Linked DNA regions of Homo sapiens: region 1 is linked to region 2. A link is a contact called in ENCODE Hi-C data. All regions are on one chromosome and are shown on one strand. The core of a region is the stretch at or near the end of the contact, and the rest is flanking DNA. Distances in the headings are between cores, read along the strand shown.

The links. A loop is a pair of places that touch in the nucleus more often than their neighbours do. Pooled maps may share reads with other maps.
Region 1: a pooled map shows a loop between it and region 2 (2.0-fold over the local background). The contact joins two enhancer-like sites. A Hi-C loop is called at or near these places in 9 of 50 pooled maps.

Annotation. Positions count from the first base shown.
Region 1 is chr21:43,285,420-43,290,376 of GRCh38, reverse strand. No RefSeq gene overlaps it. Among named protein-coding and RNA genes, the nearest start is that of LINC00322, 44 kb to the left of the region's middle. Within about 2 kb of position 2,021, at least 7 of the 41 ENCODE cell types and tissues checked have a DNase peak (open chromatin) inside an H3K27ac peak, as active enhancers do.
Region 2 is chr21:43,617,034-43,622,208 of GRCh38, reverse strand. All of the region lies in intron 6 of HSF2BP (heat shock transcription factor 2 binding protein), which reads left to right. Among named protein-coding and RNA genes, the nearest start is that of MIR6070, 9.6 kb to the right of the region's middle. Within about 2 kb of position 2,248, at least 3 of the 41 ENCODE cell types and tissues checked have a DNase peak (open chromatin) inside an H3K27ac peak, as active enhancers do.

The DNA of each region.
Region 1 (4,957 bases), core at 772-3,271, 330 kb after region 2:
GGGGTCCAAGGCCAGTGTGCCAGAAACTGCCTGGAAACTGCAAACACAATGGGACCCACCAGGGAGGACACCCCCTCTCCAGGGCCAAGGGCCAGCAGGGAAGTCCCAACTGCAGTAAGGTTTCCAGTGGGGCCTGCTCCAGAGGAAAAGGGAGACCCTCCCTGATCTGAAGGTTCAAGTTCATTGCCAGGAAGCCGCCCCCCTCAACCCGCCTGAGCTTGTGGGGACCCTCCCAAGGCAGCCATGGGGGCCTCTCACACCGGCCCCAAAACAGCGTCAGGAAGGAGCTACTGAAATCAGGCGGGTCTCCAGGGAGGAGACGCCCTGGCCACTGGGCCTTTGCCAGATGCTATTGCTTTGAAAATGGCCCAGACTCAATCTGAGAAGTGTCACTGGCTTCACCAAGAGGAAGGTGACCCACGTCTCCAGGCTCTAGTTGAATCATTTCTGGAAACTGGGTGAATGCTCCTTATAAATGAGCAAAATCTGAAATCCTAAATTAAGTTATTCTTAAAAGAACACTGCCACATCAATTTCTGATACAGTTATTCATTGCTCAATAACAAACGACTCCAGAACAGATTGACTTGGGGGTTCTCCTGCTTCCACAGTGCCACTGGGTGCAGGGATGGTTGGAAGGTCCCAAATGGCCTCACTCCTACAGCAGCTCAGCTGGGCTGCTGGTGGGAGGCCTGGTCCTCCACTGACTGGGCCTCTCCATGTGGCTGCTTGGACTCCCTCACAGTATGGCAGCCAGGTTCCCATCTGCAGGAAGTGGAAGCCTAGTTTTCTTAAGATCTGGGTGTGGAAATCTCAGGATGTCACTTCTGCTGCATTGTTTTAGTCAAAGCCATTAATGGGGAATCCAGGATCAGGGATTTACACTCTGTCTCTCGGTGTGAGGGGCAGTATGCAGTTGTGCTGGGGAGGGAGAATTGGTAGGGCCATCTTTGATGACCACGATACTATAAGCCTGTGTTCATGCAGAACCACCTTGCCACACTGCCCAGGGCCAGTGTGCAAAGACAAAGGTAAGTGTGTTGGGAGAGTCTTAGAGACAGGTGCCGAGTGCAAACCTGCCTCTCGGTGCTCAGGTACCTGGGCCCCTGCCAGGTGAGATGGCAGACTGTGCCCTGCTGTCCTTCAGAGGCTTCTGGGCCTTTCCCTCTCTCTGTACCATCTCTATCCATCTCATGGGCCTAGGATCTGTAGAGCTGGGACCTTCTCCATCACCACTGCTGTGGGAGCTCCTTCCCACCAGACAGGCTCCCAGAAAGCCCTGGCAAGGCTGATCAGTTGGTGGGAATCCACCTGCAGGTCCAGAAGGGGGACACCAAAGTCAAGCCCTATTGATTTTTGCCTCTATCTGTAAGCTGCAGAGTGGAGCACCCTGCCCTCTCCACCCCATGTGGAAACCCTCCCATCATTTCACCTCCCTCCCCACCCCAAGCTCCAAACAAATCCTGTGCCTTGGTCTACGATGAGGAGGGGGGAGGAGTATTTAATTTGGTAATAAACTTGGATCAGGTCCTGCTCCTGAAAACAGAGCCTGCCTCCATCTGCACTTGGCCATATACACCCAGCCTTAGGATTTGGGGGCCCAGCTCAGGAGGGAAGGGGATAGGCAGCCCCTGAGCCCTGGTGAGACACTCATGGTGTGGCCATCTAGAGAGGGTGCTCGCCGAAGTCTAGGGTCCAGAGTGTAAATGAGCAGTCACTAAGGTTTAGAACAGTATCTAGACCTTGGAAATGTATGCAGCATTCAGCAACAAGCCATTTAACTTCCAGAGATTGACCTCTAAGCAAAATATTGGAGCTGTGTGCAAAGACCTCTTGTATACAGTGATATTCTGGGTGACATTTGACATTCTTTCTGCAAATGCCTGAGTCATGCCCAGTTCATGCTTGTGAGGGGCACAAAACAGTGAACAAAGTCAACAGCTGTGTGCCTGTCCCGGGACAGAGAGCTCGTGTTATTTGCTTTTGCAAATGATTAGATAAAATAGATTTGACGAAGATAGAGCGCGCACAGCCAGCCCTCCCCTGCCCCAGCCTATTGAACGCTTGCATTTTCTCCAGACCTCAGCCCAGACATCACATGGGTGGGCACTCTCCCTGACCTAACACGGCTTATACTCGGGACTCTGTGTAGTCTCGCCCACAGCACTCCTGGTCTGTGATCAACGTGTTCATCTGTGGACCAGCTCTAAGTCCCATGGAGCAGGACCAAGTCTCGGTGACTCCAGCCCCACCCCTAGCATTGTGCCCGCCAGGTTCCGCAGCAGATGCACGGGTGCGGCCATGGAGTGGACACGCGCTTAAGTAAGCCCTGTGGGACTGGGCCCTGGGGCTGTTTACCCACGTGCTGCCTTATTCAGCAATTTTAAAGGAGCTGTAGGAAAATACGTGTGAGAAATGCTCATAAGATCATATCAAGGGACACAAGCCCATTATAAAACAGCAGGTACAATTTGATCGCAAGCAAAATAATATCAGTAGTATCTGTGCATTACAGAACAGACTCATATCCTGCTTCTGGGAATGTAAAATGACACCTCCTGTGGGTGCACTGGGAAGGGAAGGATGGTAGGCCAGGCTTTGGCAGTTTCTTTAAAAACTAAGTCTATTACCATGACCCAGCAATTGTACTCTTGGGCATTTATCCCTAGGAAATAAAAACTTCTGATCACACCGAAAAGGGCACACGAGTGTTCATGCATCTTTATTTATAACAGCCCCAAACCGGACACAGCCAACCCAGATGTCCTTCACCAGGTGACCGGCTAAACACACCGTGGTGTCTGGAATACAGCGGTAGGAAGAGGTGAGCTACTGCACACACCCACCTGCCCGATGTCACGGGCATTGCACTAAGCAAAAAGGCCAGTCCCAAAAGGTCACGTTCTGCCTGATTCTGTATATACCACTGTCTCGAAATGACCAAGTGTGGCACTGGAGAACAAAGGAGTGGTTGCTAGGGGTTGAGGATGGTTCGGGGGAGGAGACCAGCAAGGGGGAGCCCGAGAGAGATAGCTGGGTGATGGGACACCCTGGACTGGGCGGTGGCTTCATGAATCTACACGTGCGATCGAATGGTGGAGAACTGTGCACACATCGTACAATACCCATTTCCTGGTGTCAGTTAGCGCTATGGTGACATCAGCGGCAGCTGTTGCAGGGAAACTGGGTGAAGGGCCCATGAGAGCCCTGTCTGCTCTCCTTGCCACTTCCTGTAATCTGATAATTATTTCAAAGGAAAAGTAAAAGAAAAAAATGCTGCAAAGAAAGATTCCTAAAGGTAACTGGATTTATGTCTTAGTGCTAATATTAAACTGATTTTTTTTTAAAAATCCACTTCATTTCCAATATTTTCCATGCTTTCTCCAAGCAACATGGATTACATTTGAAACTAAAAAATAATCAAGAGTGAACATTAGGCGAAAGCAGGGATAGAATCTACAGGAGCTCTCTGGACTATCGTTGTAACTCTCTGTGTTTCTAAAATTATTTCCAAATGAAAAGAAAGTTTTTAGGCTGGGTACGGTGGCTCACACCTGTAATCCCAGCACTTTGGGAGACTGAGGCAGGAGGATCACTTAAGCTCAGGCATTCAAGACCAGCCTGGGTAACATAGCGAGACTTCATCTCAATAAAAATTAAATAAATAAACTTTTTTAAAAAAAGAAAAGTTCTTAAAAACAAATAGCAAATAAGATCAAATGTTGCATACGTGTAGTGAAAAGACAAAAAGTAACAATAAAGTGAGAACTCTTTGCTTAGGGGAAACTCATTAATTAGATTAGAGCAATTAAAAGAGGAAAACAAAAATATCATGAGATGTTGTGAATAAGGCATTTAAAACATTTTAAAAGTCCGGTCTCTTCATAGAGTGCATAGAGAGGGTGTTGGTGAATTTTCTGTCCCTAGGGCAATACCTGGGTGACTAGGCATATTGGATTAGTTCGTTCCAGCTGCCATAACAAAGAACCACACACTGGGTGGGTGGCTCAGACAACAAAAATGCATTCTCCCAGAGTGCTGGGGGCTGGAGGCTGAGATCAAGGTTCCAGCAGGGCTGGTGCCTCCCGAGGCCTCTCTCCTTGGCTTCTAGATGGGGTCTTCTCCATGTGTCCTCGAGTGGACATCCCTCTGTGTGTGTCGGTGTCCTAATCCAGCAGGGCTGGTGCCTCCCGAGGCCTCTCTCCTTGGCTTCTAGATGGTGTCTTCTCCATGTGTCCTTGAGTGGTCATCCCTCTGTGTGTGTCGGTGTCCTAATCCAGCAGGGCTGGTGCCTCCTGAGGGCTCTCTCCTTGGCTTCTAGATGGCGTCTTCTCCGTGTGTCCTTGAGTGGTCATCCCTCTGTGTGTGCTGGTGTCCTAATCCAGCAGGGCTGGTGCCTCCTGAGGCCTCTCTCCTTGGCTTCTAGATGGCGTCTTCTCCATGTGTCCTTGAGTGGTCATCCCTCTGTGTGTGGCGGTGTCCTAATCCAGCAGGGCTGGTGCCTCCCGAGGCCTCTCTCCTTGGCTTCTAGATGGCGTCTTCTCCGTGTGTCCTTGAGTGGTCATCCCTCTGTGTGTGTCAGTGTCCTAATCCAGCAGGGCTGGTGCCTCCTGAGGGCTCTCTCCTTGGCTTCTAGATGGCGTCTTCTCCGTGTGTCCTTGAGTGGTCATCCCTCTGTGTGTGTCAGTGTCCTAATCCAGCAGGGCTGGTGCCTCCTGAGGGCTCTCTCCTTGGCTTCTAGATGGCGTCTTCTCCATGTGTCCTTGAGTGGTCATCCCTGTGTGTTTGTCAGTGTCCTAATCCACTCTTCTTACAAGGACACCAGTCAGATTCAATTAGGGGCCATGCCAATGGCCTAATTTTACCTTAATCACCTCTTTAAGGTCCCTACCTCCAAATAAGGACATTCTGTGGTGCCGGGGGCTAGGGCTGCAACATATGGACTTGGAGGAGCACA
Region 2 (5,175 bases), core at 999-3,498:
TGTTTTAGTTCATTGCTTTTTATTTTTAGTGCATCTATTACAGATTTTTGCTTTGTGGTTACCATGAGGCTTACAAAAAAATCTTTAGATATAACAGGTTATTTTAAAGAGATGACTTATCTTTGATCACAAAAAATAATAGAAACAAAGAAAAAACTAAAAATACCCCTATACTTTAACTCCATCCCCCATATTTTGACTTTTTGTTATCTCAATTTACGTGTTTATATTACCTGTCTTTTAATAGGTCGCTGTAGCTCTGATTGTTTCTGTTTCTAGGCTTCACACTAGAGTTTTGCATGGATTGCACATCATGAGTACAGTATTAGAGTATTCTGGGGTTGTCTGTGTACCAGTGTGTTTTATATTTATTTTATATATTATTTAAGTATTTCTTTTTCCAGTGGGTTTTATACCCTCAATTTTTTTCTTTCTGCATGTTAGTGTGTTTTTCTTTCAGTTTGAGGAACTTCCTTTAGCATTTCTTCTAAGATAGGTCTGGTTGGTGTTAAATTCTCTCAGTGTTTGTTTGGGAAAGACTTTATTAGTCCTTCATATTTGAAGGATGGCTTTGCTGGATACGATATTCTTATATAGTGTTTTCTTTCTTTCAGAACCTTGAAAATATCATCCCACTCCTTCCTGGCCTATATGGTTTCTTCTTCTTCTTTTTTTTTTTTCTGAGACAGAATCTTGCTCTCTTGCCCAGGCTGGAGTGCAGTGGCACAGTCTCGGCTCACTGCAGCCTTCCACTCCCAGGTTCAAGTGATTCTCTTGCCTTAGCCTCCTGAGTAGCTGAGACCACAGGCATGTGCCACCACGCCTGGCTAATTTCTGTTTTCTTAGTGGAGACAGGGTTTCACCATGTTGGCCAGACTGGTCTCAAACTCCTAACCTCAAGTGATCTGCCTGCCTTGGCCTCCCTAAGTGCTGGGATTACAGGCATGAGCTACTGTGCCCAGCCTGGCTTGTATAGTTTCTGTTGAGAAGTCTGTCACCAGATGAATTGGAGTTCCTTTGTTACTTGTTTCTTTTCTTTTGCTGTTTTTAAGTTTCTCTCTTTATTTCTGAATGTTGAGAGTTTGATTAGTATATACCTTGGGGTACACTCATTTAAGTTGACTCTGGTGTTCTGTGGTTTTCCTGTAGCTGGATATTTATATCTTAAGTTTTGGAAGTTTTCTGTTATTTCTTTGAATAAGCTTTCTACCCCTTATTGTTGCTCATCACCTTGTTGAACACCATAATTCTTAGATTGGGTCTTTTGAGGTAATTTTCTGTATCTTGTAGGTGATCTTCATTCCTTTGGTTTTTTCTTTTTCTCCTCTCTGTGTTTTTGATAGCTTGTCTCTGAGCTCAGTGATTCTCTGCTTGATCCATTCCGCTGTTGAGAGCCTCAAATTAATTTTTCAGTTCAGCAAATGTGTTTCTCAGTTCCAGGATTTCTGTTTGATGGTGATGATGATGGTGATGATGGTGATGATGATGATGATGATGATGATGTTGATTTTTTAGAGATGGGATCTTGCTCTGTTACCCAGGCTGGAGTCTGGTGGTACAATTCTAGCTCACTGCAACCTCGAACTCCTGGGCTCAAGCAGTGCTTCCACCTCAGCCTCCTGAGTAGGTAAGACTACAGGCGATCACCACAGTGCTTGGCTAATTTTTTATGTTTTTTGTAGAGATGGGGTCTTGCTGTGTTGCTGAGGCTGTTCTCAAACTCCTGGCCCCAAGGCCCCTATCTCAGCCTTCCACAGTGTTGGGATTACAGTCATGAGCCACTGTGCCCAGCAGTTTGATTGTTTTAAGTTTCAATCTCTTTATTAAATTTCTCTGACAAATTTCCGAATTACTTTTCTATGTTATCTTGGAGATGACTGAATTTCCTTAAAACTACTATTTTGAATTCTTGGTCAGAGAGCTCATATATTGCCATCTTGTTAGAGACAGTCACTGGTTCCTTGCTTTGTCTGTTTGGGGAGGCCGTGGTTCCCTGTTTCCTGTTGTTTCTTATGGATATATGTCTATGTCTTTGCATTGAAAGAGTATTTATTCCAGTCTTGTCTGTCTGGGTTATTTTGTTTTTTATTGGATATGTTTACTTAGAGATTCTTTGTAATTTACTTGTTGAATTTCTTCCTTTTTTTCTGCTAGGTTGCTGCCTCTTTATAGGCACTAGATGGTGCCTTAAGCCCAGGTTTACCTTGGCTCTAGGGAACCATCAGAGTATTGCCCATCCCGAATGGGGGAGGTCACAAAGAGGATAACCCGGCAGTGTGGGAATACTGGCAAGGCGTCTGTGCCCAGGGGACCTGTGGGACATACCTTCTACTGTGTGCATCTGCTGAACAGCCGCTCTGATTTGGTGTCTTCTCTGGCCAAGTTACAGAGCAGCGTTTCCAGGGCTGGGAATAGTAGTTCTGCTTCCCCACTTTGCCTCTGGCTATCCTCAGGGATAGTTTCCCTTCAGGTACTTACAGTGGTTCCCATGGGTTGAAGCAGGGACAGGTCTTCTGCCAGGGAACCTAAGATGGTGGGACAGTAGTTGTTCACCTCCATCTGCTTTTTCCAGTGTAGCAACTGAGTTGTGGAAATTTTCCTCACGCTTGGTGCTGGGCACATTATGGAGACGGGTGTCACAGGTATGAAAGTCCAGTTGTCTTACTGTCTGTTCAGAGTTTTTTCACTTGTCTGTTGCCGTGAGAGCTGTCTGAGCCTCATATTTAGAGTTCTGGGATATTGCTGCTGATAATCTTGGAGCTGCTGTATGTTCGTTTTTGGTTTTCTTTTGGGAGGCAGTGAAGCCAACTTGCTTCTATGCCACCATTTGGAACTAGAAACTCCTTGTTGCCCATATTTTAATTGGGTTATTTTCCTTTCTGTTACTGAGTTGTAAGAGGTATTTGTAATATACTAGTACCTTATCAGAGATATGATTTTGAAATACAGCCATACCTCAGAGATACCGTAGGTTTGGTTCCAGATTACTGCAGTAAAGCAAATAGCACAATAAAGTGAGTCACATGAATTTTTTGGTTTCCCAGCATATATAAAAGTTGTGTTTACAGTGTACTTTAGTCTGTTAAGTATGAAATTAGCTGGGTGTGGCGGTGCAGGCCTGTAGTCCCAGCTACTCAGGAGGTTGAGGGTGCAGTGAGCTGCGATTGTGCCACTGCACTCCAGCCCAGGTGACAGCGTAAGATTCAAAAAAATAAATAAAGAATTTTATAGCTTTAATTTTTTCTTTTTTTTTTTTCTTTTTTTGAGACGGAGTCTTGCTCTGTCGCTCAGGCTGGAGTGCAGCAGTGCGATCTCCACTCACTGCAAGCTCTGCCTCCCGGGTTCACGCCATTCTTTTGCCTCAGCATCCTGAGTAGCTGGGACTAAGGCACCTGCCACCGCGCCTGGCTAATTTTTTTTTTTTTTTTGTATTTTTAGTAGAGACGGGGTTTCACCATACTAGCCAGGATGGTCTTGATCTCCTGACCTCGTGATCTGCCCGCCTCAGCCTCCCAAAGTACTGGGATTACAGGCGTGAGCCACTGCGCCCGGCCAGCTTTAATTCTTATATTCAGATCTTTGATCCATTTTGAGTTAATATTTGTATATGGTGTGTGGTAGGTATTCAACTTCCTTCCTTTGCATGTGGATATCCAGTTGTTTTAGCACCATTTGTTCAAAAGATTATTCTTTTATCATTTCTCCATTGATTTGTCTTGGCACCTTTGTTGGAATTCAGTTGACCATAAATGTGAGGATTTATTTCTGTACTCTCAATTCTACCATTGATTTATATGTCTATCATTCTGCCAATACCCTATTATTACTTTTTTTGCTCAAAATAAGATGAAACTATTACAGTCTAAAGCAAAAGTATCAGACATAGTACGTCTCAACTCTGTATATCCTTTTCAGCACAAATAATTGACACCAGATTCTTTTTTTTTTTAAATGGGGTCTCACTTTAATTGCCCAGGCTGGAGTACAGTGGCCTGATCATAATTCGCTGTAGCCTCAAACTCCCGGGTTCAAGCAATCCTCCCACCTCAGCCTGGGTAGCTGGGACTATAGGCATGAGCCACCACACCTAGCTAATTTTTATTTTTATTTTTGTAGAGATGGGGTCTCATTATGTTGCCTAAGACTCATCTCAAACTTCTAGACTCAAGTGATCCTCCTACCTTGGCCTCCAAAAGTATTGGGATTATAGGTGTGAGCCACTATGCTTGGCCCAGATTTATTTCCTTTTTTGTTTGAGACTGAGTTTTGCTCTGTTGCCCAGGCTGGAGTGCAGTGGCACCATCTCAGCTCACTGCAGCCTCTGCCTCCCGGGTTCAAGTGATTCTTCTGCCTCAGCCTCTTGAGTAGATGGGATTACAGGTGCATGCCACCACACCTGGCTAATTTTTGTATTTTTAGTAGAGATGGGGTTTCTCCATGTTGGCCAGGCTGGTCTCAAACTCTTGACCTCAGGTGATCCACCCGCCTTGGCCTCTGAAAGTACTGGGATTACAGGTGGGAGCCACCGTACCTGGCCCCATTTCTTGAATTATGTAATTACTATACTAATCTCTAGAATTACCTATAAGCACTTTTAATGAAAAATGAACCTAGAAAAATCATTTTAACAGAAAAATTAACTGGCAGTTTTTTAGTTTTGGTAGATGGTAACAAAGTCAATTCTGTAGGCCTTGAATTGACTCACAGGCATTCTAGATAGATTAAATATCAGTAAGCAAAGTACAAATTACCATGTAAAACAAAGAAATTCCAACAGATTGACAAATACTGAAGCTGTGTAGGAATTTATTCACATTTATTTTACTTTGTAGTTCATGTTTTAGTGATATTTAATGAAATGCAGCATTGGCATTTGCAGTTAAAATACTAGATATATGATACAGACTTCATTTACCAGTACATTTGTTGTGTTGGGCATTGTTGCTTGCTATGAGATACATATATATATATTTTTTTTCTTCAGCGATGTATTAGTAATGTTTCTATTTTCTATTGCTGTGTAACAAACCTCCTCAAAATATAAAGTCTTAACATTTATCTTGCTCGTGGGTCTACAGTTTGGTCAGGCTTGGCAGGGACAGTTTGCTGCTTCTGCTCTCCAACATCTGGGGCCTTAGCTGGGATGACTCAAATCGTTGAGGGATGGAACAGCTG